6 separate regions of the Mus musculus genome follow, and all the other regions are linked to region 3. Evidence: chromatin loops called from intact Hi-C (ENCODE). Cell type or tissue: left cerebral cortex. All regions are shown on one strand.

Region 1 (4,000 bases), 450 kb before region 3:
GCGTTATTGGTGAGGGGATGTAGGAAAACTCATATAGCCACTCTGTTGGAATCTCGATTTGAAAGGGAACAAGAACCCTAGATTCCCACCCCTTCTACTCATTCCACAAAGCCTAAATCTTACAAACGTAAGGATCAGATGCAAAACTTCTGCTTGTGAGGGAGACGCCTGGGTACGTGGAAGTCTGGCTAAAACCAATGGCAACGATCACCTAATGATGCCCCTGTGGTAAGTGCGCCTGGTGGCTCTGCCCTGGTTCTCTCCTACAAATCACAGGGAACTAACAAGAACAACGCAGCACTTTTTTTTCCTTTGTCTTCTTATTTCTTTGGCGAAACATAGCATCTCCCCCCAAGTCTTTAATCAGACAGTTGGCACTCGTCTGTTCTGCAAATGCAATATTCCTTAATTGTGTTTCTTAATACAATTACAGAGCTGTGCTTTGGCCGCGCTGGCTCACAGAACCGTGCCAAGATCGAGCCCAGTCAGAGCCACAAAAGTTTAAATGCCACACGTTACAGAAGTGCCTACCAGCCCCTGCCACCGTAGGATCAGAACCAATGAAACTAACTGCTCAAAAGGCAGAGGCAGCAGGGAGAGGTAGAAGGTGGACATCTCACTCTCTGCACTGTGGTACTCACCCACTGCTCCTCACTCTAAATACTATTTTCTCTTTCTTGCATTTCAGTCTACAATTCCATTAAATATAATAACAGCGTAGAAATACAAAGAACATCTTTTTTTTTTTTCAGCACGAAAAAACTTTCATTTTAAAGCCCACTGTGTGCTCCAAAAATTTAGCAATGCATCAATTTCTCATCGGGGCCAGGGCACACATGGTACTGGAAGCTTTAAAGTTCAGTGTCTTTTCTCTGTATATGGGTTGAACTAAAGACTCCTTAAAGCCAACCCATTCCGATGCTTCTGTTGCCAACCATGCTGATAGAAACTCATCTCTCTGCATAAAATAGACCCACAAATGTCAGCTGAAGGAACGGGATGCACGAGAGAATCAGGATTTCTTCTCATGCGATAAATGTTCACAGCTTGTACCCTTTCCAGAATTTGAGGTTCCCAACACCAGCAACAATTACAGTTTTTGGATTGACCTTCAGGAGGGAAGCAAAGGAAGGGATTCTTTCATGAACACCAGGTTTAAAATCCATTTAAAATGTCATTCTACCCTGTTCTGTTCATCTGGGCCACACAAATGACAGCAGAGTGGTTCTAAGCCCCTGGCTGCTGGAATCAACCTCCAAGCCCTGATACACATCGTTTCTGACTGAGCCTGTACCCCTTTCTGGTCCTTCGGAGTTAGAATTTGCGTTAGGTCAGGCCCGGGTTCTGGACAGACTCTCATCAGTTTTCCTGAACTCTTCCATGCAATTGGCAACAAGAAACTGAGGATTCAAAACACAGGGAGGGGAAAACGGCAAAGACAGCAGGCAAGGAAGCCAGCTTGTCAACACTTCCCCGAGGCTGTTGACTCATTACCAGGTGATAACATTTTGAAAGACTCCTCTAGCTGGAAAACTAAGAACGCTAGCTGCTGATCACAGCAAATCTCCCTTGCTTAGTGTACAGTAATGCCACCGCTCCCTCAACCACCAGCACCCCACATTATCCTACTAAGAGTTGTGGGTTGCAAATCCCCCGCCAACTGCCCCTTCCCACTTTGTAGCATACAGTAGGCATCGGCCCATTATCATGACTACGAGGACAGATCTGCTAAAAGCTGATCCCCTAGAGTCCACTCAAAACATCCCAGTATTCCACTTGCCCCTTGCGGGTTAGTTTGGGGACTGGGCAGAACCGGGGAAGGAAACGCTTCCCTAAGGATTGTGCCGCCGCTAGAGGCCGCTCTGAGCCAGATTCTCGCCTAAATCTGCTCTGAAGGGAAATCGCATCAGAGGGAAGAGGCAGCACTGAGTAGCACCGGGAGTCATGGCAACACCATGGCTCCTATTTTTAAACTTGTGGGTGAGTGAGCACACCAAGTGTGCGTGTATGTGCGTGGGGGGAGGGATTGGGGCGCATCTCAGAGGAATATCCTCCCATATGCTTTTGAGTTTTCAGGGGTGAATAATCTGTGTCCAGAAGGTCATCGAATTAAATTGGAACTTGGGATGGAAGAATGTGTTCTTTCCTTAACTTCACTACCTTGGTCTCAATCACAAAAGATCCTTTAGGTCCTAAAGGCACACCTAAATTCCTGATAGCTCCAGCCAGCGTCCTCTTTAATGCTGATCTTTGTTCCTTCCGCGTGCTTTGCCAGCCTCTTGGGTGATTCACTTTGTGTTGCTAGAAGAGTAAGAAGTCTAAGACTGCAAATTAAAGGGATCTTTTTGCGGATGCCCCACTCCTCCTGAGGCCAATCAAAGTGCATGCTGGGTAGCATTTGCATCGTCCAGAACCTTGAACAAGCCTCAGTATAGAAAAAAGGGTGCAGACACCCACTGCCTATGTTATCAATTAAACCAAGTGCAAATGGCATCTAAAATGCAGAAAACTGGCCCAGGTTGGTTCAGCCCGTTTCTTCCCCAGCAGCACTCCCCCACCTCTGTTTCCTTCTGGTCTGCTCTCCGGCAGTGTGTATGCTTTGAACAAGTCCAAACTTATCTAACCTGTCAAAAATGAACGGTGGCCCTGGAGAACATCTGTAAATCAAGACAGAGGTCAAGGTCTTGCTTTTGTCTTAACACATGTCCAACGACAATATTTTCAATGTTCCTCTGACCTTTCTGAGTGCCAACAGACTCTAGAACAGAATGTTTGCCTCCTCCTCTATAGGAGGAATTGCATCGGCCACCTCTATGTAAATGCCAAATGCCGGGACCACGTAGCCATAAAGGCATCTCTTATAGGAGGATTTAATTGAAGACTGTCTGAGAGACCAAGGATTTTTGAAGTAGACAATGCCAGCCAATCAGGAACTGTTGTTTAGAAAAACTGCTCTCTTGGAACCAGTGGAGCATAGGTGGAGGGTATTAAAGGAGCTTGCAGCCGTGCTCAGACGAGTTTGCCACTGCACTTCTTACCTGCTCCCAGAGTCTGTGTCATTTACTCTGTGCCACCTCACCTCCAACCCCAAGGACGGGGAGGGTCAGCAGCCAGTAGTCCAGGGCACAGGCAACACTCTTTCATCACAAGATTCTCAGGTGTGGAGTGATTGGGTATGCTTTTCCATGTATGAGATAAAGAACTTGGGAGCATACAGCCAGAGTAAGAAAGAAACATCATCCTTTCTTGTGTGAAAAGAAAGGGGCCCAGAGCATCATAGCAAAGTGAACCTAGATACAAAGTGGTGTCCCCTGGGATCAATGTAGATGTCTTTAAAACACATTTATTGGATGTTGCCCTCAGGCTCCCTCTGGGTTTCTCATGGTCGAGCAGAGGCTAGTGCACATATGTGTGCAGTGCGTCTTTATTTGTGTATGTATGTATATTTATTTGTATGTGTGTGCACCTGTGTTCATTTGTGTGAGTATATGTTTGTGCATGTGTGGGGGTGTGTTCATTTACTGAGTGTGGGCACATACACACAGAGATCAGAGAATATTCTTGGTTGTCAGCTCTCACCACCTTGCTTGAGGCATAGTCTCTTGTTCCCTGCTATATATGTCAGGATAGCTGGCCTGAGATTTTCCAGGGGTTCCCCTGGGTCCACCTTTTATCCCAACAAAGGAATGCTGGAATTACAGACCCCCACTGCCACTCCCAGCCTTGTGTGAGTTATCGGTACTGCAAGTACTTTACACACCAAACCACCTGCCCAGCCTAAGGAAGAAATTCTTGATTCTGAGCCACTCTGTCCTGCGAGTTAATGCTATGATCTTCACAATCAAAGTCCTTCACATTTGAGTCAGTACTGAGGGAAAGGAAGTGGTCCAAGGTGGGTCGACATCCGGGGGCCCACTGCCTCTGAGATTTGTACAGTGTGGGCTGGAAATGGGATCCCACCTGCAAGTCAAATGTAAATGTAACCCACTCTGTTTGAACT
Region 2 (4,000 bases), 180 kb before region 3:
TGTTGGGAATATCCAGAGTCCTCTTCTCGCTTGCATATCCACATAAGAAAGACGGAGGATAAAGGGACAGAAGAACATTTAAAATCCAGTGGAGTGTGAATTTGGTTTTAATCTTGTGTCTTGAAGAGATGTAAATTCAAAGGAAAAAATGTAATGTGAAAGGGAATCTCAGGGTGTGGAGAGCGGCTCACAATGCAGAATCCAGAGCCATTATTCCATGTGCATGTGAGGTTAGTAGCCCGAATATATAGATTTAAGGAGTCTCCGGCAATTAAGGGTTGGGTTCTCTTTTCTTTTTTCTTTTCTCTTTTTCTTTTTAATTTTTTGGAGCTTTAGTAGAGGAGTCTCTGTGTGGAGAAGCTGGGGGCAGGCTCTGTCCCTCCGTGGAGCGTGGTCATTCCCAAAGCGTCCCCTTCCTAAGGGGAAAAAACGAGGAGGTCAGGGTTTGATTCGAGTGTCTCCCGGAGGGTTAGCAAAATGCATGCCGGAAAAAAAAATATAGATATCTCTATACCAAGTCGTTATAAGGAAAGGGGGAGGAAACCCTGCATTTCCCACAGAGTACACACCAGAGGAATTGAAAACAGCTGGCACCAATCTATAAATAATTCCGAAAAGGTCTGCCTATGCCGTTCCTGGGACAGGCATGGATGAAAGGTGAGAAAAGCCAACCTGAATGGAAGAGAGGGAAGAGGGAAGTGGAAAGCAAGGAGGAAGGCAGGGAGAGGAGGCTCCACACAGCAGTTCACACTCACACACACGCGCGCGCGCGCGCATGCACGCACACCATCCCCACTTAACTCGCCAGTGAGTGCGGCCCCCAGCCCCATCTGCAATGCTGCTGACACGTCTGGCTCGCTCTCCTCATCTCCTCCAGCAGCGGAGCCTCCTCCCACCCCGGGCTCGTGCTCAATGGGTTCTGATTGTGCACCGGCCGCACACTGGGCATTTCTTGGATGGGGCACACTGACACGCGCGTACACACGCCCCCGACGCGCACGCGCCCCCGCGCGCACTCACACTCACCCCCGCGCACACTCACGCCGCCGGCGCGCTGATGTGCAGCGCACCGGGCTGCACCTGCAGCCAGAGGATTGGACTGGAGGGTCGCAGCGCGTGGCTCCCGCCTCTGGCACCGCTGCCCAGCCTCTCCCCTAGAAGGGATTAACCACCTCAGAAAGACCAAAGGCAGTCCTGTCCCCTTCCCCCTCCCCAAAAATATCCTTTTGTTTAAAAGGAAAAATAAAAAACCATCCAAAATAGCAAGTGCCCGGTGCTGCTGGATTGGAAAGCTGTACCCAATACCAGGTTGGTTAGCAGTGCCAAGGCTTCGAGCCTTTATCTGCCTGATTTCTCCAAACCCTCAAAATTGAGACTCCAAAGCGGGCATTTACGTACCGGTTCTGCACCTCCGAGGTGGCAGTCTCCGGAGAGGGGTGGCGGGTGTCGAGGGTTTGAGACGTTTTCTTTCCTGCAAAGCAGGATAAATGGATCAGTCTCCTGGGTTGGGAAGTTCACTACGACTCTTTGCAGAGCAGAAGGAAATGTATTCGGATGCCAGCTCCGCTGGATGCCGGGGATAGAAAGGCAGCTTGACCCGAGAAGCGCTTCTCCATAGAGCCAAGCCCCGAGATTTCCTAGAGGTGAAGGAACCCAAGGAAGTGGTGCTGGAAAGGGGGTGGGGGAGGACCTTCCTTTCTCAAAAAGGGGGGGGGGGAGTGGAGAGGCAAGAGAGCCCAGATTCCAGTTGGTGGTGATGGGAGCCGGGGGAGGGGAAGCGGGCGGGGGCAAGTCAAGCGTTCGGCAGCAGGAGAGGAAGAGCAGGGGAGGAGGGGGAGAGTAAGAAAAATGGGTATTAATCACCGGCGACGCGGGGAGGGCGGGGACATCAAAGGTCCTGGTCTTGATTTGGGTCTCACACCCAGGAACGTGCCACTCAAGCGCGCGCTCGCGCGCGCACACCACACACACACACACACACACACACACACACACACACACCCTACCTCTCACACAGGAGGTTCAGGAGGAGAAACCCAAGAGGCAGGGTGTGTGTGCACGCGCGTCCTCTTGCTCTCCACCCCCCACCCCTCCCCACTCCCAAACCCCCTCCATCACCCCCTCACTCCCACTGCTAAGACTCTTGGCTGAGGCTGCTTCTCACGTCATGAGCTGGGGGAAGTGGGGTAGCCAGGGGGTGGGAAAAGCTTAACCCGAGGCCGTGGTGCCTCCTCCTGGCAGCAAGAAGGAATAGCAGCGAGATGGGGCGGCTTAAGGGAGAGGGGAAACAGTGGCCACCTTGGACCACCGCGCAGGGCTGTGCACCTCAACCCGAAGGCCATGCTGCAGACTGACACTGAAACCACTCCCCTGGTTCCATTCAGCAGTCTCTGCTTAGTACCTGCTTTCCGGGTGCAGAGTGCAACTTGATGACAGGATTCTTGTCTTCAGGGAGCTTGAGATCTGTCTTCAGTGCAGGAAATTGACAGTTAAACAATAGGGAAGCAGGTAAATGTAATTAAAAGGCTGAATTGTACAGCAGTGTGTGTGTGTGTGTGTGTGTGTGTGTGTGTGTGTGTGTGTGTATGTGTGTATGTGTGTGTATGTGTGTATATGTGTGTGTGTATGTGTGTGTGTATGTGTGTGTGTATGTGTGTGTATATGTGTGTATGTGTGTGTATGTGTGTGTGTATATGTGTGTATGTGTGTATATGTGTGTGTGTGTGAGTGTGTGTGATATTTTCCGGCTGCTGGGAAAGATTTGAGGACTTTGGGGTTCTTTTTTAAGTGGATTGCGTTATTTAAAGATCTCAAGCAAAAATGATAGACAAACGAATGTTTCCCATATGAAATGATTTTACAGCACTGACTAACCCAGCTTCTCTAAAACGGAAAATAGCAGCCATTTCTCTCCCTCTTGAGCTGTTTTATGTTTTGGGAGTCCTTGTGATCACTTGTAGTATTATCTATTCTTCAATATTAATATCCTTGTAGATACATCCTTGTTATTCTCACCCATTGTCTCTGTTACAGTGGAGGTGAACTTTTATGGCAGTAAAACAACGGGCTTCTCACTCACCAACCTGGGAGAATGTGACCGGAACACACAGGGATCGGTCCCATTCCAAGCAGCCTGGAACTCCGGTCTACGGGCCAATGCGCACTGGCCTCTAGTCCAGTCAGCACCAGGAACACCTCAGGCGGGTTCTCCACAGCAGTGTTTTTTCCCGTTCCCTGAACTTTGTCAGGCTAATTCTTGGCATCTAATGTTTTCACGACACACAGAGGAGAACACAAATATCGCGTATTCAAAAGCAATACCGTGTGCCTCTCTGTGACCATTCCCATTCTTTCCCGAGACAAAGTGAGGTTGCGCATCTACTCCTTTGGGAAAGTGTGGAATGTGGTCACTGCTCTCTGCTGGATGCACACAATGGCCGACTGGACCCAATCATGTGCATGTTCTAGTGACTGGAACAAAGGCAGATGCCCTAAGCCAGGACACAGTGAAGCACGCTGCCCTTGCTCTTACAGTAATGTTTTCTTTTTTTCTTTTGAAATGAGATCTACACCCACTTAGGCACCCTTGTGGGTTGACTGGTAACCTACTATTCTAAATATGGCTATCTTTTACGTTTCACCTCGTGGGCCACCCTTCCCTCCCGATGCCCTTTTCCAAAACTTGCATACTACTCTTATTTGTTTTCATTTCTCCTGTTGCCCAAACCTAACATTTCCATTTCAGTCTATCCACTTTCCCTAGCAGAGAGCAAAGAAGGAACACACATCTCCTCTGCCCGTGGCGCAGTCCACGGTGCTCTCCTTTGGGAGTCTAATTCCAGGTCGTTTTCATCATCCAAGCCTGAATTGATTTCTGTAAGCATTTCAAGGATTTGATAGTGAGAGGTGGCATCTGGCCATCTCACTCTCCGAGTCTACCTGTTCTGTGTAGAGATGCAGAGCATGGTTCACTCCGCTGACTTTCACAGTGACTGAAAGA
Region 3 (4,000 bases):
ATCATTGTCCATACTCAATATCAGGACAGGAAAGGCCATGAGAAGAGGCGGAGGTGATTTTGTGCTCTGGCAAGGACAGCACAAAGCAGCATTGCTCTCAGAGCCTGGCAGGGAATTTGCTGCATATCTGCTAGAGTCAGTTTTATGTGTCAATTTAGCTAGGCCATGATACTCGGGCATCCTGTCAAGCACGCCTGCCTGTGTCTGTGAAGATGTTTTCAAATAAGATTAGCACTTAAATCAATAGACTTGCAGTGGAGGACATTGCCCTCTGTAAGGTGGGTAGCCTCATCTAATTAGCTGAAGGCCTTAAGAAAAAGTCTGGGATTCCTCAAAGAAGAGGCATTTTGCCAGCAGGCTGCCCTCAGACTCAAGCTGTAGCATCAAGTGTACTCTGGAGGCCTGGACCCTGGACTTGCCAGCCTCCATAATCCTGAGATAGATGAGAAAAGGGAGGGAAGATAGATAGATAGATAGATAGATAGATAGATAGATAGATAGATAGATAGATAGACAGACAGACACAGAGAGAGAGAGATAGACATAGATAGGTAGACATAGATAGATAGATAGATAGATAGATAGATAGATAGATAGATAGACAGACAGACAGACAGACAGACACAGAGAGAGATAGACAGACAGACAGATAGACATAGATAGGTAGACATAGATAGATAGATAGATAGATAGATAGATAGATAGATAGATAGATAGATAGATAGATAGATAGATAGATAGATAGACACAGAGAGAGATAGACATAGATAGGTAGACATAGATAGATAGATTGATAGATAGATAGATAGATAGATAGATAGATAGATAGATAGATAGATAGACAGACAGACATAGATAGGTAGATAGGTAGATATTGATAGATAGAAGATATGCAAGCAGACAGTAGAAGATAGATAAATAGATAGGCAGATGATAGGTAGATAGATAGATAGATAAATAGATAGATAGATAGATAGATAGATAGATAGATAGATAGATAGATAATAGAAATAGATAGCTAAATATGACAGATGAGAGATCAATAGTAGAGAAATAAATGGCTAATTATATAGAGATAGGTGATAGATGGATGGGTGGTATGATAGATATGGAAAGCAGAGATGGAGGGAAGGAGGGATAGATGGGAGGGTGGGATGAGTCTGACTCAATTCTCTAGAGAGCCCTGACTTCTGTGAAGACTTCGAGTCAGAGGAAGAATGGCCAACCTCCCCATCCTTATCCTACGTTCTTTGGTTCAAGAAGATCTGTCCCCAGTGAGACCATCCAGATACCTCCAGGCTGAGTGCAAGAGAAGGTGCTCTAAAACTGCCAAGTGTTATGCACTCGGATGTTCCCATGATAACACCACTCTTTGTTTTAGCTATTTCCATTGGAAACATTAGGTGTACTCAGCATTATGTAATGTGAAAGGTTGAAAGGCTGAAGGCAGGCAGAGCGCACAGGGCAGAGTGCTGGTGCGTTCTGCTCCCTCAGCCCATTATTCCACTGCCCAGCCACATATCTGATCCTTACATCCGCCCTGGGAAAGACCAGGATTCGTTGATCATGCCTTGGTCCCACATAGCTCTTGGCTTTTGCAGTTCTCTACACCTCCGGAGACCACTCATCTTCCTCGTCTATATTATCCAGAAAAGAAATAAAGCCAGCTGTCAGAGGGAGTGAGCTTTTTAGCACTTAAATCAAAACCAGCTTTCCTGGCTCCCTGACTTCCTAGAATAAATGCTGTTCACTCCCCAAACCTGCATGGCTTATTGGTGCGCGGACTCCACCTAGTGACAGATGGAGAGAATGCACCCAAACTTGTTCTCATTTGCAAGCCTAGAAGCCTTTGCATCTAAAATTCAGGTAACACATCCTTAAATTCCAGAGACTTCCAGGGAACAGTGTACATTGCTTGTTTTATGACTACTTAGAGATCTGGGGAAATGACTCAACAGTAAATGCGTGTACTGCTCTTGCAGAGAACCTGGATTGGTTTGCAATATCTACATTGGTTGACTTAAAACTGCCTCAACTGTTAACTCTAGTTGGGGGGGGGGGCAGATGCTCTCTTCTGCCCTCTACAGGCACTGCATGCACATAACACGCATACTGTCGAACGCGCACACACATGCACACACACAAGAAAAAAATAACCTTTTTTATAAATACTACTTAGAAATCTTCAGTGTCTGAACCTTGCATCCAAGCATCTCTGAGCTAACTCACCTATTTTAACTCCCACTGTGTTTTGTCTGTATGAATTTGGACTTGTTATTTCCATTAAACTTCATGACACTGTAAAAATTGGGCTAGTTGTAAATATTTAATATATAGTCTCTCATAATTAGTGTAGACCGAACGCTTAATAGTCCACCAATAATACTTGCTAAAACCCATAGTTTATTTTCCAGTTAACTACATGGAATTTCCACAGAATATCCTTTCTCTGGGCTTAATGGTCCTCAGCCTTCTAATGAGACTAAATAGGAGGTGGTGAATAACTTTTAAATCTCTACGTTAGGGCTGGCAAGATGGCTCAGTAGGTGTCTGCTGCCAAGTCTGAGGACCAGAGTTCTATCCCCAGGATCCACAGGGTAGAATAGAACCACCTACAAGTGGTCCCCCGTATGCCACACATGTACTGTAGCATGTGTGTATACACACACACACACACACACACACACACACACACACACACACACACACACACACGGAGGAAACAAACCAAGCCACCATGTCTTTCTGGTGCAGGTAGTGGGCATCCCTACAATGAACAAATGCTCCATGGGGAGATGGGAAGATGAGAAAGTCAGAAAGTGGAGTCAGCACAGTGGTGTGCAGCAGCCTGGAGCTTACACAGATGCAGACTTAGCCCACGGAACATGCTAGTCGGAGTGAGGATCGCCCTGGCTCTGGGTAATGATGGAGGCCCTGGATGGGGAAAGGACCACTTGGTCTAGAATGCCACCAGTGGCCGTGTTGGTGTCTGTGGTCCATGCTGCTGCCCCTGGCCATGATGAAGCCTGGGGTCCCTGTGGACATATGCAGTCCGTGCCTCTGACTGATGCCTTGGTGGTGACCTTGGGCTTTGCTGTCTTAAGACATGCTGGTAGGAGTGGCCTGTGTAGTCACTTGAGGCCATGCTGAGGCTCAGGGTCCATGCAGCCCCTGAGGGCCATGACTGGGTCTGTGCACCTGATATGGCCAGGGGCTGTGTATGTCTGATGCTCATGTTACCACCGAAGGCCATGCAGATGTTCATGGTCTGGACTGACAGCTGAAGCTGTGTTGATGTCTGAAGCTGGCCCTGCCCCTCATCAGCTGCTGAATGACTCTCCACAGTTGATGGCTTCAGGAGGAAGTACAGGTGGAGAAAGACTTATCTGCCCTTGGAGGACTGGCTTTTGACTTTGACCATGCTCTACTGAGTATATGGACAACATAAAATAGACTTGTATTGGGGGGGGTGTCCACTTAAGGGGGTGGACATAGGACTGTGATTGGCATGAATGATGTGAGATTCCCAAATAATCAATAAAGAGTGTAACCACATTTTGAAATGTTTACACTATTACAACCAGATGAATATTTTTCCCTACAGCAAAGGTGTATTTTTTTCCCTGCACTGCTGTGTAGAAGATAACACTCTAATGAGTCAAGGATGACACTATTATTATCAATGCATTTATTAAGTGTGAGTTCTGTTCTTTATCTGGTGTTTGAAGTTCATTCTTTCATCTAAAACGTTAAAGTGCCTTCCTGTGTCTATCCCTCCAAACATAATTATCATTCTGCTCTGAGTGCTAATCAAGGCGCATCTCTTTTTTAAGATTTATTTCTTATGTATACATGTCTTGCCTGTCATATACACATGGGCATCGTATATGTACCTAAAGAGACCAAAAGAGGACACCAGATCCCCTTAGAACTGAAGTTACAGACATTGGTGAGCTGCCATGCTGGTGCTGGGAACTGAACCCAGGTCTTCTGCAAGAGT
Region 4 (4,000 bases), 910 kb before region 3:
AATTATCTTGTCCTCCCGGTAGCAAAGACCCCATGCCAGGTACATATTAACTATTAAATAAAATGCTGCCAGAATGGGCACTGGGGCGATAGGGACTGGGGCTATGGTTCGGTTGGTAAAGTGCTTGTTATGCAAGCATGAGGGCCCGAGTTCACATCTCCAGTGCTCACATATAAAGCCAGACATGGTGCTCTGCGCCTGGAGTCCCAGTGCTGAGGAGACAGATAGGAGCTTGCTGGCCAGCCAGGTTAGCTGCACCAGAGAACTCCAGATTCAATGAGAGACCCTGTTTCAAAACACAAGGTTAAGAGAAGCATGAGAAGACTATCAGTGCCAGTCTCTGGCCTCCACAAACATTTGAATGAAAGTCTATATAAATGGATGGATAGATGACTAAAGGAATGAGCAAATGGATGGATGCATAAGAATCAGGAGAGAGAACCCATGTTCTCACCTCTTACTTCTGGTAACTTAGTGGCAGATTAGACTCTCAGAGGTAGTGTCTCTCCATGAGATATGCATTAGGATTCTGAGACTAGACTGTTCTGTGTCCCAGGGGACCTTTAAGGTCATTTGAATAGTCTCTGTCCTGCGGACATGCCCTGTGGTGTACCATTCTATTGGCTCTGTTGAATTAGAGGGCAGGAGCTGCCCACGGCCTCAGAGCACCCAGGCCAGCTCTCGCTCCTGTGGCTCAGGATTTTGTTCTGAATTCATTTTTCCACTTGCTGATTTTCCTACACTTCCAGGGGCTGCTCTTGGCTGACCCCCACGCTTTCATTTAGAACCACGCTATGTAGCTATCTCCTTGTAGTGGTTTGAATGAGTACCGTCTCCACAGGCTCTTATAGTTTGAATGCTTATTTGTCAGGGAGTGGACATGTTTGGGAAAGATTAGGAGGTGTGGCTTTATTGGAATCGATGTGGCTTTGATAGAGAAGGTGTGTCTCTGGGGGTGGGCTCTGAGATCTCTCTCACTACTTGCAGGATGTAAAGCTGTCAGCTACTGCTTAGTATCACGCATGTCTGCTTCCCTCCATGATAATCATGCATCAACCTTTGGACTCACCATACTTCAGCGAGTACCCCGTCAGCCATACTACTGAAATAAACACATTGCTTTATCAAACTGGACACAGATGGGACCCACTCCTTTGGTCTGCTGTTGGTACCCTACCTTGGGAAAAAAAGACATCTGTTTATGGAAAAGTCACCTAGCAAGTATCTAATTGTCCATTATTTCTCCCTTGGTGCCTATGATTATAGACTTGGGAGTTGTGTCTCTGGGGGAACTTCTTGTTGGTGGCAGCTCCTTCGAGAGAGCCTTGGGCATCAGAGCAATCTGACACCAAAGTGAAAGATGGCCACCTAAAGCCTCTGAGATCAGGCTGAAAGCATCAGGCTCCATCCGAAAGCTGGTCAACTGTGCACCAATTGGCTCCTTGCAGAGCAAATGTACACCGATGCCTGGTGGGACTGAGGATGGGTGTGTCAACTGATGGGAGAGGATGGGAAAGTGAGAGGTGACAGAGCCACCCGCTACTCACAAGCCCTTCCTTGCTTTCATATTCTGGAATTCTGGAAGGAGTTCCCAGGATGTTGAGCAGATTGTTCAAGGTCAAACAGCTAGCCTCTTGACTCCTGGGTCCCAGGATCACTGCAGGTACAGGACACAAGTAGTATAGGTTGATTCCTTTCCCGAAGCAGCTGGTGGGGAAGCAGAGGGGAGAATATGGCCTTGGTGCTGAAGATGGAAGGAGGCCTGGCTCAGAGCAGGGAAAACTTTGTAAGTGTTATTTTGTGAAAGAATTATATTAAACAGATTCTATTCCGACTATCAACAGATTTTCACATTTCCACCTTCCCCCTCCACAATTACCTCCTTCAGCCCCCACCATTCCAAACAGAATGTTTCCTTCCTGCTTGCACTGTAAGACAGCAAAATTGGCTTTCCCTTTAGACTCTACCTCCTGTACAGCACCATCTGGGGCTGCATAGCTTACTCTGTCGCCTTTATTTCTTAAAACATTTTGCTTGTTTTAATAATAATAATAATAATAATAATAATAATAATAATAATAATAATAATAATAATAATAATAATTACTATTATTGGGGATTGAACCTGAGACCTGACTCACACCAGGCAAATGTTCTACCAAGGACCCACATGCCCAGCCTCTTTTCTTTCTTTGAGACGGAGGTCTCAGTAATTTTTCTCAGCTGTCCTGGAACTTGTGGTCCTCCAGCCTTAGCCTCCCAGATAATTGGGATTAGAGGTGTACACCCAATACCAGTCCGCACTCTTTAAAACAAACCTTTCCCAGTTTTGCGCAGTTTCTCTGCTGGCCGCCAGGGGTCGCCCTTGGGCAGGTGGAGCCTCCTCTCCGCAGGGTGCAGGGCGGTTTGCCAGGAATCTGGAGCCGGCTTCTGTGTATATCAGCGCACAACATTAATCAGACGCAGGCTCTGCAGTGCTTTCGAAGGGGAGTAAGGAGCCAGGGTTGGGAAGGAGATTTTGTAAGCAGCCCAGCCAAGGGCCTTCACCTCTTCTACCCTAGGCTCACAGCAAACAGTGCATCCAGGACAGCCACTGGCTCTGGTCCAGGGTGCTACCCTTAGCGCTCAGGGTTGTAATTTACAGAGGGCCTGTGAGTCCTGGGGGGATGGATGTCTGCTGGGCTGTCTTTTTCAGGAGGAGGAGGAGACAGTAGGTCGATGATTCCTTTCTCTCCTTCGTCTTCTTTTTTTTTGCATGCTTCACTCAGACAACCAGGTCCTTGGAAGCAGGCATGGCTGGCTCCCTTGTGCACACAGAGGAAGCTCCGTCTCCTGGTGATTTCTCAGTTGCCCCCATACACCGGGATGGGTATCCAATGGTCTTTGCATGTGCCAGAAAGCCAGACCTCTGCCAGGCTCGTCTCGGATGGGCTCTACAGGAGGCAAAGTGCACGTGCTCCTTGGAGCATGAACTTCTCAACGTTACATTTTCATCTCTTCTGTTGTTCTTCTCCAAGATGGGGCTGCTGGTTAAGATTTGATGCTGTTACTGGACACACATCAAAGACGGAGGCACAGGGGAAGACAGGGAGAGAGAGCAGGGGAGGAAGCTGAGGGTATTGCCAGCCTGGAACCCTGCAGGGACCAGAGAAGCTGGGGCTCATCTGGGGTCAAGGTGCCTCCACTTTACTTTGTCTTTTCTCTATGTGCCCCTCCCTCCTACCGTCCCCCCTTCTCTCTGATCTCTTTCTTCCTCTCTTCTTTCTCTCTCTCTCTCTCTCCCTTCCTTCCTTCCTTCCTTCCTTCCTTCCTTCCTTCCTTCCTTCCTTCCTTCCTTCCTTCTTTCCAGACCCAGCATGTGTGTAGATGAACATGCATACATAAGGGTACACTTATAAGACATGACAACTGCAATCTTTCATAAGGTGTTTTGTTTTTAAAAGAAATTAGACACTAGGCAGGAAAAGTGAATTTAATGGAATGAGTCAGTAGGTGGAAAAGTGGGAGCTGACTTGAACTTCTCCAAGAGGGAGGGCAGCTGGGCTGAAGAGTCTGAAGAAAGACATAAAAGTGAGTTTTCACAGCCTTTGGCTGGGGCAATGGACAGGCTGCAAGAATGTCAGTAAAAGGTAGAAAGGGGGAAGGAATGTGTGGCGTCTAATTGTGCAAAGGTGGGACTAGGGACGGGAAGCCTTTGGATGCCCAAGTGAGGGACTGGAACACTGGCCTTTGTATTAGTCAGGGCTTTATTTAGAGCAACAGGACTGTTAGAATGAGTCTTTTTCTATACAGGGAAAGAGAATTTATTAGAATGAATTACAGGCTGTGGTCGAGCTAGTCTAACAGTGGCTGCCTAGGAATGGAAGCTCCAAGAATCCAGATGTTTGGTCCATGAGGCTGGATGTCTCAGGATGCGCTGGGATCCTGAAGGAGTAGGCTCTGAGGCCAGTGAAGGGAAGGATTTGCTAGCAAGGTGATAGGTAAAGAGCAAAAGCTTCCT
Region 5 (4,000 bases), 120 kb before region 3:
CCCTTGCCTGGCATGCACATGCTCTGGATTCAATTCCCAGCAAAATATCAATCCGGTGTGATCATTCGTGGCTGGAATCTACATCCAAGAGACAGAGCAAGGAAGATCAGAAGTTTGAGGTCATCCCCAACTACGTAATGAGTTTGAGGCCATCCTAGAATACATGAAACCATGCATTTTCTGCTTCAAAATACATCTTATACCTAACCTACATCTGGAGGGCTCAGTCACACACTGTAGACAGAGCACAGGTTGGGTGTTAGAGCATAACTCACCAGGACTGCCCATCAAGAGAGTACCTACAGCGTGTCAGCAGCCTTAGGAAAGATCAAAGTTCATGATGGGAACTATCCTTTCTACTGTTGCTTATGGCATTAGCACCAGGGTAAAGTTGAACCATAGCAACACTGTCTATACCCTATGGGAGGGAGCCACTAGCCACACCCAGCTATCGAGCCCTTGAAATGTTCCTGTTGTCCCTGAGAAATTAATCTAATGAGTTACCTAGATTTTAAATAGTCACAGGTGACTGCTAATGGACAAGTCAGACGGGGTAGTCATGCTTGATCTCTCTGACAAAACTGAGACAAACAACATGTTAAATGTACCTGGGGCTAGCAGGATAGCTCATCAGGAAAGATGTTCGCTGCTGAACTTGATGCCCTGAGTTCTGGGACACAGCTGATAAAGGAAGAGAACCACATCCTACTGACTGGGGCTTCTCTGACCTCTGACCTCCACTCATGCATTGTGGGACATATACCCCCACACATTCATACACCATGCTGGGTGGAGAGAGAGAGAGAGAGAGAGAGAGAGAGAGAGAGAGAGAGAGAGAGAAAGAGAGAGAGAGAGAGAGAGAAAGAGAGAGAGAGAGAGATTTTAAATATAACTGATAACTGTCATTTTCTGCACACAAATTTACTGTCAAACAAATAATGTTACCATGTCCACATGCTCTTGACAAGAGCAGATTAAGGGCTCTGTCTTAACCCAAGTCTCTATGAGTCCATTTGCCAGTTGTTGGAACTTGTAAGCAGGCACTCTACTCAAGCTAGATGAAAAGACCTCTCACCTGTGGGATGCTGCACTGTGAGCCGATGAGATTTAGAATAAGTCTAATCTGACACCAATTAATGATGTGCATAATAACTATGGCTTATGCAATAATTAGTTATAAAGGGTAAAGTCATTCTCATAAATGACTAAAATTAGCATAACTTTTACACTGTTTGTTCTCTGGTGTTATCGACTGCATCTGTATCCCCAGCTTCCCGGATTCTTTGTAAATATTCATATACAGCCCACCCCCGGTACCACCAGAAGGTTAGAGTCCCGCTCTCAAGCTGTTGCTTCATGTTGTCCTGTCTAATTGTTCTTTCCCACCCAGCATGGCCCAAGGCTGAGATGTTTGACGCTCCTGGCCACACTGCTGAGACATACCACTCTCTGTCTCCCTGAGATAGGCAGGATAAGGACTCCCCTTTGAAGAAGGTGTCTGTCCCTTCCAGATAGACTGTCACACAGCTCCCCTATTCCTGTAACAGTTTAGGATCAGGCATGCCCTAATAAGTAAGAGAGATAAACAAGGTGACTTTTTCCAAACAAATTAAACCATTTATTGAGTCAATCTGTCTGAACAGGAGACCCCCCCCCCGTTTTTTAACCATCTCATATATATACATGATGGGGTTTACATGTTTAAAATATGGGTTGTATGGGCCATGCATGAGCAGACTATCCAACGTTTATAACAACCTGTTAATCATGGTGAGAATCTACCCTATCCTAGCTCCTAGAGATGAGCTTTTCTCTCCACCTAAACTTTGAGGTATCCCCAACGACCTCAGGGATCTTCCATCACGTGTTTGTCTATTCTGTGAAGTGTGCTGTATGCCATCACTCCAACTGTTAATGAATATCTGCTTTTACTACCCTTCTGTATCTTGTCCCATGCATTGTCTGAAACACAAAGAACCTGAGCATCCCTGAGAAGGCAACCCTAGAATCCCACTGGCAATGCTGCCTTGATATGTCATTGAATGTGACAAATGTCATTGCTCACTTCCTGGGAGAATCCAGTGGCAAAGACTCTGAGACCAACTGTGGCTAGACCGCCCATCAAACCAGGTCAGGAAGGGGAGATAGCTGGAAGTGGTGAGGGCAGCCACTCGGAGTTCTGCAGAGAACTTGCTCCTGTAGAGATGAACAGCTCGAGGGGGAGGGGAATGGGATGAAAATAAAAACAAGAGGTTGCCAGGTAACAAGAGGGCAGAACTGAAATCCTCCTCCTGAGGGCGCCTGGCAGAAGCTGTGGCCTCAGACACTTAGGCTGAGCTGCACAGAGCAGTCCTTGGCAGTCTGCTTCTTGGGGTTCTTTCTCAGAGATTGTGTTGACATGGCGAAGAGAATCAGTTAATAGGATCCATTGGAAGAGGAAAATCATGAGCAAAGGGGCGCTGGAAATCAGCCGTGGGGATGACAGAAAGGGAAAGCTTGGAGCTCCAAGGAAAGAAACATCATTTTCCTAGGCACGGGAGGAGGGGGAGGCCACACAAGACCTGCTAGATTTAGAGGAAACGGTAATTTTTATTTTTTTTATTTATTAATTTGTTTATTTTACAGTACTGAGATTGAACCTCAGGCCTCACAGATGTTTGGCAAGCACTCAAGCACTGAGCTAAATTCCACTCCTTTCTCACAATTTTTTTTTGAGACCGAGTCTCCCTAAGCTGCACAAATTGAACATGAATTGTGCTCTGTAGCCCAAATGGTACTTAAACCCCAATCCTCCTGCCTCAGCTTCTGCATAGCTAGGATAGGATTATGGATCTGCACCACCAGGACCCCCAGGAAATTGTAATTCGTGTGGCATATGTTATGATATGTATTTGGTCCATTTAACCAGGGCTGGCCTCCAGCCTGGCTGAGAGGGTTTCAGGTGAGGAGGTCAGGACTGAGAGGACCTGAACAGTAAGGCTCCTCGGTGGAGTTTCTCCATCCAGGACCTAGATCGCATTCTTCTCCAGTTATGCCTCTAAGCTGGGTCCTGCTGGGTTATGCCTCTAAACTGGAGTGCTGCTTGATTATATCAGAGCCCCAGTTAGGGAAGAATGCACAGGGCTTTTACCAACCAAATCCCTCTCTCTGCAAGGAGCCTTTCCATCTTCACAGCTTACAGTGACCCAGAAATGGAAGACCAGTGGCCACATTCACCCAGGGCTTTGTATACGCTGAACTAAATGTCTATATACACACACATACCTGCATTCATGCATATGCAAACACACACACACATACACAAAGGAACACATGTAAAAACACACACACAAGTTCACATCCACACATGTGCATGCACACACAGACACTAGCACATATGCATAGACACACACATGCACACACACACACACACACACACACACACACACACACACACATCCCTTGCAGAGTCTTAGCCATCACAGCACGTGCTGCTTCTCTGAATCCCAGCTCCTTAATCACATTCCCCTTTTCTGGAAATCTCCTAAGCCCCACCTTTGGTTGCTTAAATCCTGGCACAAGGAGAGTCTCGAAGTGCTTGGACTCTCCTGTCCTTCATGCATGCCTTCACTTACTTCATTTGCTTGTAAATAACAGGATGCAGCTTTCACCTGTGCTGACTTGATAAGCAGCCAGGCAACCCACCAGGAGGAGCAGGATCCCAGACATAGCACTCCTGGGGTTTCTGTGCCTCTGGTCCTCCCTCTATAACCCCAGTCCACAGCAGGACTACTACATGGGCTTTTGACATCTTTTTCATTCACAGATCTGGCTTAGATAGAAACCAGCATTCTTTGCTCTAGATTCAATCGACGTGAAGGAATACCTAACCCAGCTTGAGCTAGAATCAGGCTTTGGTTGAATCTCAGGTATTCAGAGAACAATGTTGTATAGCAGGGAGGCTGCTAATGGACACCTAACTGGGTGCAGAGGATGCCAGTTCTCAGAGAGTGGGTCCTGA
Region 6 (4,000 bases), 940 kb before region 3:
TATAATTTTAGAGAATTCGTGGTCCTATAGACCCCAATTGAAACAACTTGAGTTAAATTTACTTGTTTCCAGGGTTGGAGAGATGGCCTAACAGTTTGTAAGAGCACACATTGCTCTTGTAGAGTTCCCCGGTTTGATTCCCAGCACCCACATCAAGTCACTCACAATCACTTGTAACCTCAGCTCCAGGGGATCTGATGCCTTTGGTCTCCAAGGGCAACTGCCTTCACACACACACACACACACACACACACACACACACACACACACACACACACACACACACTCACTCACTCACACTCACACATACACTTACTCACACACACAAATACACTCACACATATACTTACTCACACACAGTCACTCACACACAGTCACTCACATACACACTCACACACACTCACACATACAGTTATTCACACACTCACACTCACACACACACACTCTCACTCACACACAAACACATACACTTCACACATATACACTCACAATACACTCACTCACTCACACACACACACACAAACACACTCACATACTTACACATACACTTACTCACTCACAGACTGACACACTCACACTGATACACACTCACTCACACACACACACACACACACACACAATTGAAAATAAAAATAAATCTTAAGTAAACCTCTCTCTCTCTCTCTTCCCTCCTATCTTCCCTCCCTTCTTCTTCTGCCCATATCTTCATGAACTTGACTGTGTGTTTGGGAGTGGTTCGAGGATTGGGGATGGATACCAGTAATTGAGGACCAAGAAAGGCTTCCATGTTGAATGACTGTTTTTTTCCAGAGAATTTGCAGATGTGTCGTCATCATGCAGCAGATGTGTCATCATGCAGCAGATGTGTCGTCATCATGCAGATAATGACCCACTATACAGGAGGGCATCATCACAGGACAGCTCAGAGTTTCATCCTGGTTACTACCTTCAAGTCCCCTGCATGATCCTGGGCTATACATTCTGTCTGTACCCCAGGGTCTCTATCTTTAAGATGAGGATAGCATAGTGCTATCACTTTGAACTAGCAAAAAGATTAAATATGCTAGGGATTTATATATATATTGGTAAGGATTTAGTATGGTAGGTGCCACCAATACTAATTTTGATCATTATTTAGTAGCTTAAGAAATTATTTCCTTTTAGTTGTTGTACAAAATAATAGGTTGCATGATGGCATTTTTCATACACAATCAAACTTGAATTCTGATGGTTTTAAAGTAGCAAATAACACAGTTACAGGCATACAAAGCATGTCGTACCACAAATGGTAAACCCAGCATCCCCTACCATCACAGCTGGAGAGCTGCAACCAGAGAACTCTTTTAGGACAAAAAGAATGTTCTTAACTGATTTATTTTTAAATAGAAATTTTAGGTTAATAGAGTAGCTAGAACGTCATCTGGATTTGTTTTTTCAGACCCAGTGAGATGGGGAAGCTACTTTTCCATAACATAATTGATTTTTCCTGCTGTAGTGTAAAGATCTTCCCACCGGGAGAGGGAGCCAGGCCCACTATTGGACACCACTTGTTTATTTAGGGAGGCTTTCTAGACCGGTAATTATTTTTATATCAAGACAACAAACTATTATATCAGTTTAACAAAGCAGATACTCCCCATGCCAGGTGGCTGGAAAGAAAGAAAGAAAGAAAGGAAGAAAGGAAGGAAGAAAGAAAGAAAGAAAGAAAGAAAGAAAGAAAGAAAGAAAGAAAGAAAGAAAGAAAAAACAATGACAAAAAGTTGAGAGGATGGCTCAGTTGGCAGAAAAAGCACCTACTGTGCAAGAGGAGGACCTAGTTTCATTCCCAGCCCTAGCCCCTGTAAAGATGTCCGAGTGGTGGTGCTCACTTTGTGACCGTAGGGGTGGAGTAAGGTGAACTCCTAGGGCTGACTGGCCAGCCAGCTTAGCCTGATCAGCGAGCTCCAGGTCTCAGTGAGAGACCCTGCCTCAATGTGCAAGGAGAGTGGATTCTGAGAAACACCACCGACGACATGCGGTGCACGTGCATCGCCCCCTCACCCCGACCCCCTTATGGATTTTATTTACGCTTGGCTCTTTTCTTCTCTTACACTTCTCACAGACCCTCCACCAAACTCCCCAGTCTTCTTCTTTTAGGAATTATTAGCCATTGTAGAGCAGAAGCAGAAGTATTTGGCAAAAGACCTGTGGCCTCGAAGAGGAAGCTGCTGCCCTGTGTCCCATCCACTAGGGGACGGTGCAGCTGAGTTCTTGTCCAGAAGATGGCGCTGTCTGCAAAACCCAGCAGAAATTCAGTGTCAGAGAGGAGGAGAGAGAGAGGTGTGGCAGGGAGGATTGTGCAGGACCATGGGTCGGTGTTCTAATGGTCCTAGAAGTATGAATTGTTAATTTTAAAGGGGGCACTAATTTCCATGCTAATTGTAATTAAGTTTAAGTATATGGAGACATGTTTGGAATTGTCAACAAGCTTGATGAGCCGGATCTCCTAGCAGCCTGTTTGCAGGAGAATGGAGGACCCTCCTGGGAAGAACTCATCCTGAGGGAGTGAGTTGCTATCAACTGGACCAGTCACAGTTGCTCCCGCATCCCTAACTGCTAATTGTGCCAATGGTTTGGAAGTGGCTTTTAAGCCCCATGAACACTAGACTACAATCTTGCAGGGGAGAGACAGGAATCTACACAAACACTGAAATGCTTCTCTACTGAGAACCCTAGAAAACACCATGGTGCAACCCGCAGTCTTGGGGTTCTTCTGGTAGAGTGGAACCCCAGAGTCCCTCTACAGTGGGTCCCAGGTGGCAGCTGACATGGCGTCTAGCGCCACGATAACGTCTTTGGGGACACTGGTAACAATGGCTGGGGTCATCTCTCTCCTGATACTTATTTTCTACCTGGCTCTTGGCATTCACCTGTGGTGGTCTCAGGTATTTGAATATTTGGGCCCCCGTTGGTGGTGCTGTTTGGGGTGGCCTAGGAGATGTGGTTTTGATGGAGGAAGTATGCCACTGAAGACTTTCTTTGAGAGTTGAAAAGACTGGCACAAACTTCCGGTTTGTTATCTCTGCTTCCTGCTCGCAGTTTAAGGGGTGAACTCCCAGGATACGTCTCCAGTTGCCATCCAGTCTGCTGCTGTCCTTCCCCATTGCAATGGTCACGGTCTTATCCCTTTAGAACCAAACCTGTCCTTCTCTCCCGTTGCCTCAGTCCAGGTGTCTTATCACAGTGATAGGAAGCTAACTAATATGCCATCTCTTTTAGGTTTCAAAGTAAACACAGGAAGTAGATCCACGTGAAGGCTCACTGTTCAGGAGAGGAAACTGAGGTGACTCATCACACAGGCAAAGCTCAGAAGTTTCAGAACTTGATCTCAGATGGGCACACAGCTGCTGCCCTTGGTGCCTGACTCTTCAAGAGTAGTCGGACTTGCTTGGAGGGCAAAGCAAGGTTCTGGTGGAGGGTACTGGGCCATTCAGAACGAGTGTCATTGTCTTAAGCCTTTGATATACTTTTGGACTTGAGCCATATCTGGAAGGCATGGGCTTGGGGGAGATGTTAAGTATTTCACAGTCTAGAGGAAAGAGAGGAGCCACAGCAGAGAAGGGTGGAGTCTGGGCAGGGGCATCAGAGCTCAGCTGAGGAACAGGACCATGATGCCTGCCAAGTTGGATGAACTTCTAAGATTTCAAAACTGGAATAGGTGAGGCTCAGCAGAGCATAGGATGGAGGGGGAGGTGGTCTTCACTTCCTTATGACTCTGGGGGCTTTAGGGTTGAGTTAAGTCTATGGGTTCATATGCCAGCCATGTATCTCTGATATCATGCCTATGTCTGTGGGTTTTGGTCAATGCAGCTTGAAGATGGTGTCAGAAACTGGGTGTGGTAACACGTGCCTTTAATCCTAGCACTAGGGAGGCAGAGACAGGTAGATTCCGAATTTCAGTCTACAAAGCAAGTTTCAGGACAGTCAGAGCTATAGAAGAGAAAGAAATTGTCTCAAAAAA

The links. Peaks named below come from ENCODE experiments on the same cell type or tissue, not always from the same donor. Only the 100,000 strongest peaks of a DNase experiment are listed, where the experiment ranks them.
Region 1: it touches region 3 in a loop (8-fold over the local background); 20 of 42 quality-filtered maps call a loop at or near these places.
Region 2: a loop joins it to region 3, with 6 times the contacts of the local background. A loop is called at or near these places in 6 of 42 quality-filtered maps.
Region 4: a loop joins it to region 3, with 4 times the contacts of the local background. A loop is called at or near these places in 15 of 42 quality-filtered maps.
Region 5: a loop joins it to region 3, with 2.5 times the contacts of the local background. A loop is called at or near these places in 6 of 42 quality-filtered maps.
Region 6: it touches region 3 in a loop (4-fold over the local background); 2 of 42 quality-filtered maps call a loop at or near these places.

Annotation. Positions count from the first base shown.
Region 1 is chr6:135,905,845-135,909,844 of GRCm38, forward strand. All of the region lies in intron 5 of Grin2b (glutamate receptor, ionotropic, NMDA2B (epsilon 2)), which reads right to left. Among named protein-coding and RNA genes, the nearest start is that of Gm14330, 55 kb to the left of the region's middle. In left cerebral cortex, CTCF peaks have their summits at 1,861 and 3,714; DNase peaks (open chromatin) are centred at 512, 1,046, 1,493, 1,912 and 3 more places; H3K27ac peaks cover 4,000 bases.
Region 2 is chr6:136,171,467-136,175,466 of GRCm38, forward strand. Grin2b (glutamate receptor, ionotropic, NMDA2B (epsilon 2)) reads right to left here and starts at 2,079. Exons shown (of 15, transcript NM_001363750.1): 1 at 2,007-2,079; 2 at 1,399-1,471; 3 at 1-416. Gm26653 (a long non-coding RNA gene) reads left to right here and starts at 1,562. Exons shown (of 3, transcript XR_378074.4): 1 at 1,562-1,643; 2 at 2,388-2,508; 3 at 3,034-4,000. In left cerebral cortex, a CTCF peak has its summit at 2,238 (motif pointing left); DNase peaks (open chromatin) are centred at 152, 868, 1,507, 1,800 and 3 more places; H3K4me3 peaks cover 2,520 bases; H3K27ac peaks cover 2,508 bases.
Region 3 is chr6:136,352,072-136,356,071 of GRCm38, forward strand. No RefSeq gene overlaps it. Among named protein-coding and RNA genes, the nearest start is that of Eif4a3l1, 27 kb to the left of the region's middle. In left cerebral cortex, a CTCF peak has its summit at 1,789; a DNase peak (open chromatin) is centred at 1,773; H3K27ac peaks cover 666 bases.
Region 4 is chr6:135,442,407-135,446,406 of GRCm38, forward strand. No RefSeq gene overlaps it. Among named protein-coding and RNA genes, the nearest start is that of Emp1, 81 kb to the left of the region's middle. In left cerebral cortex, a CTCF peak has its summit at 2,355 (motif pointing right); a DNase peak (open chromatin) is centred at 2,417; H3K4me3 peaks cover 286 bases; H3K27ac peaks cover 1,103 bases.
Region 5 is chr6:136,236,945-136,240,944 of GRCm38, forward strand. No RefSeq gene overlaps it. Among named protein-coding and RNA genes, the nearest start is that of Gm26105, 42 kb to the right of the region's middle. In left cerebral cortex, a CTCF peak has its summit at 2,317; DNase peaks (open chromatin) are centred at 2,376, 3,727 and 3,841; H3K27ac peaks cover 1,916 bases.
Region 6 is chr6:135,415,393-135,419,392 of GRCm38, forward strand. No RefSeq gene overlaps it. Among named protein-coding and RNA genes, the nearest start is that of Emp1, 54 kb to the left of the region's middle. In left cerebral cortex, CTCF peaks have their summits at 1,506 (motif pointing right) and 2,247 (motif pointing right); a DNase peak (open chromatin) is centred at 2,261.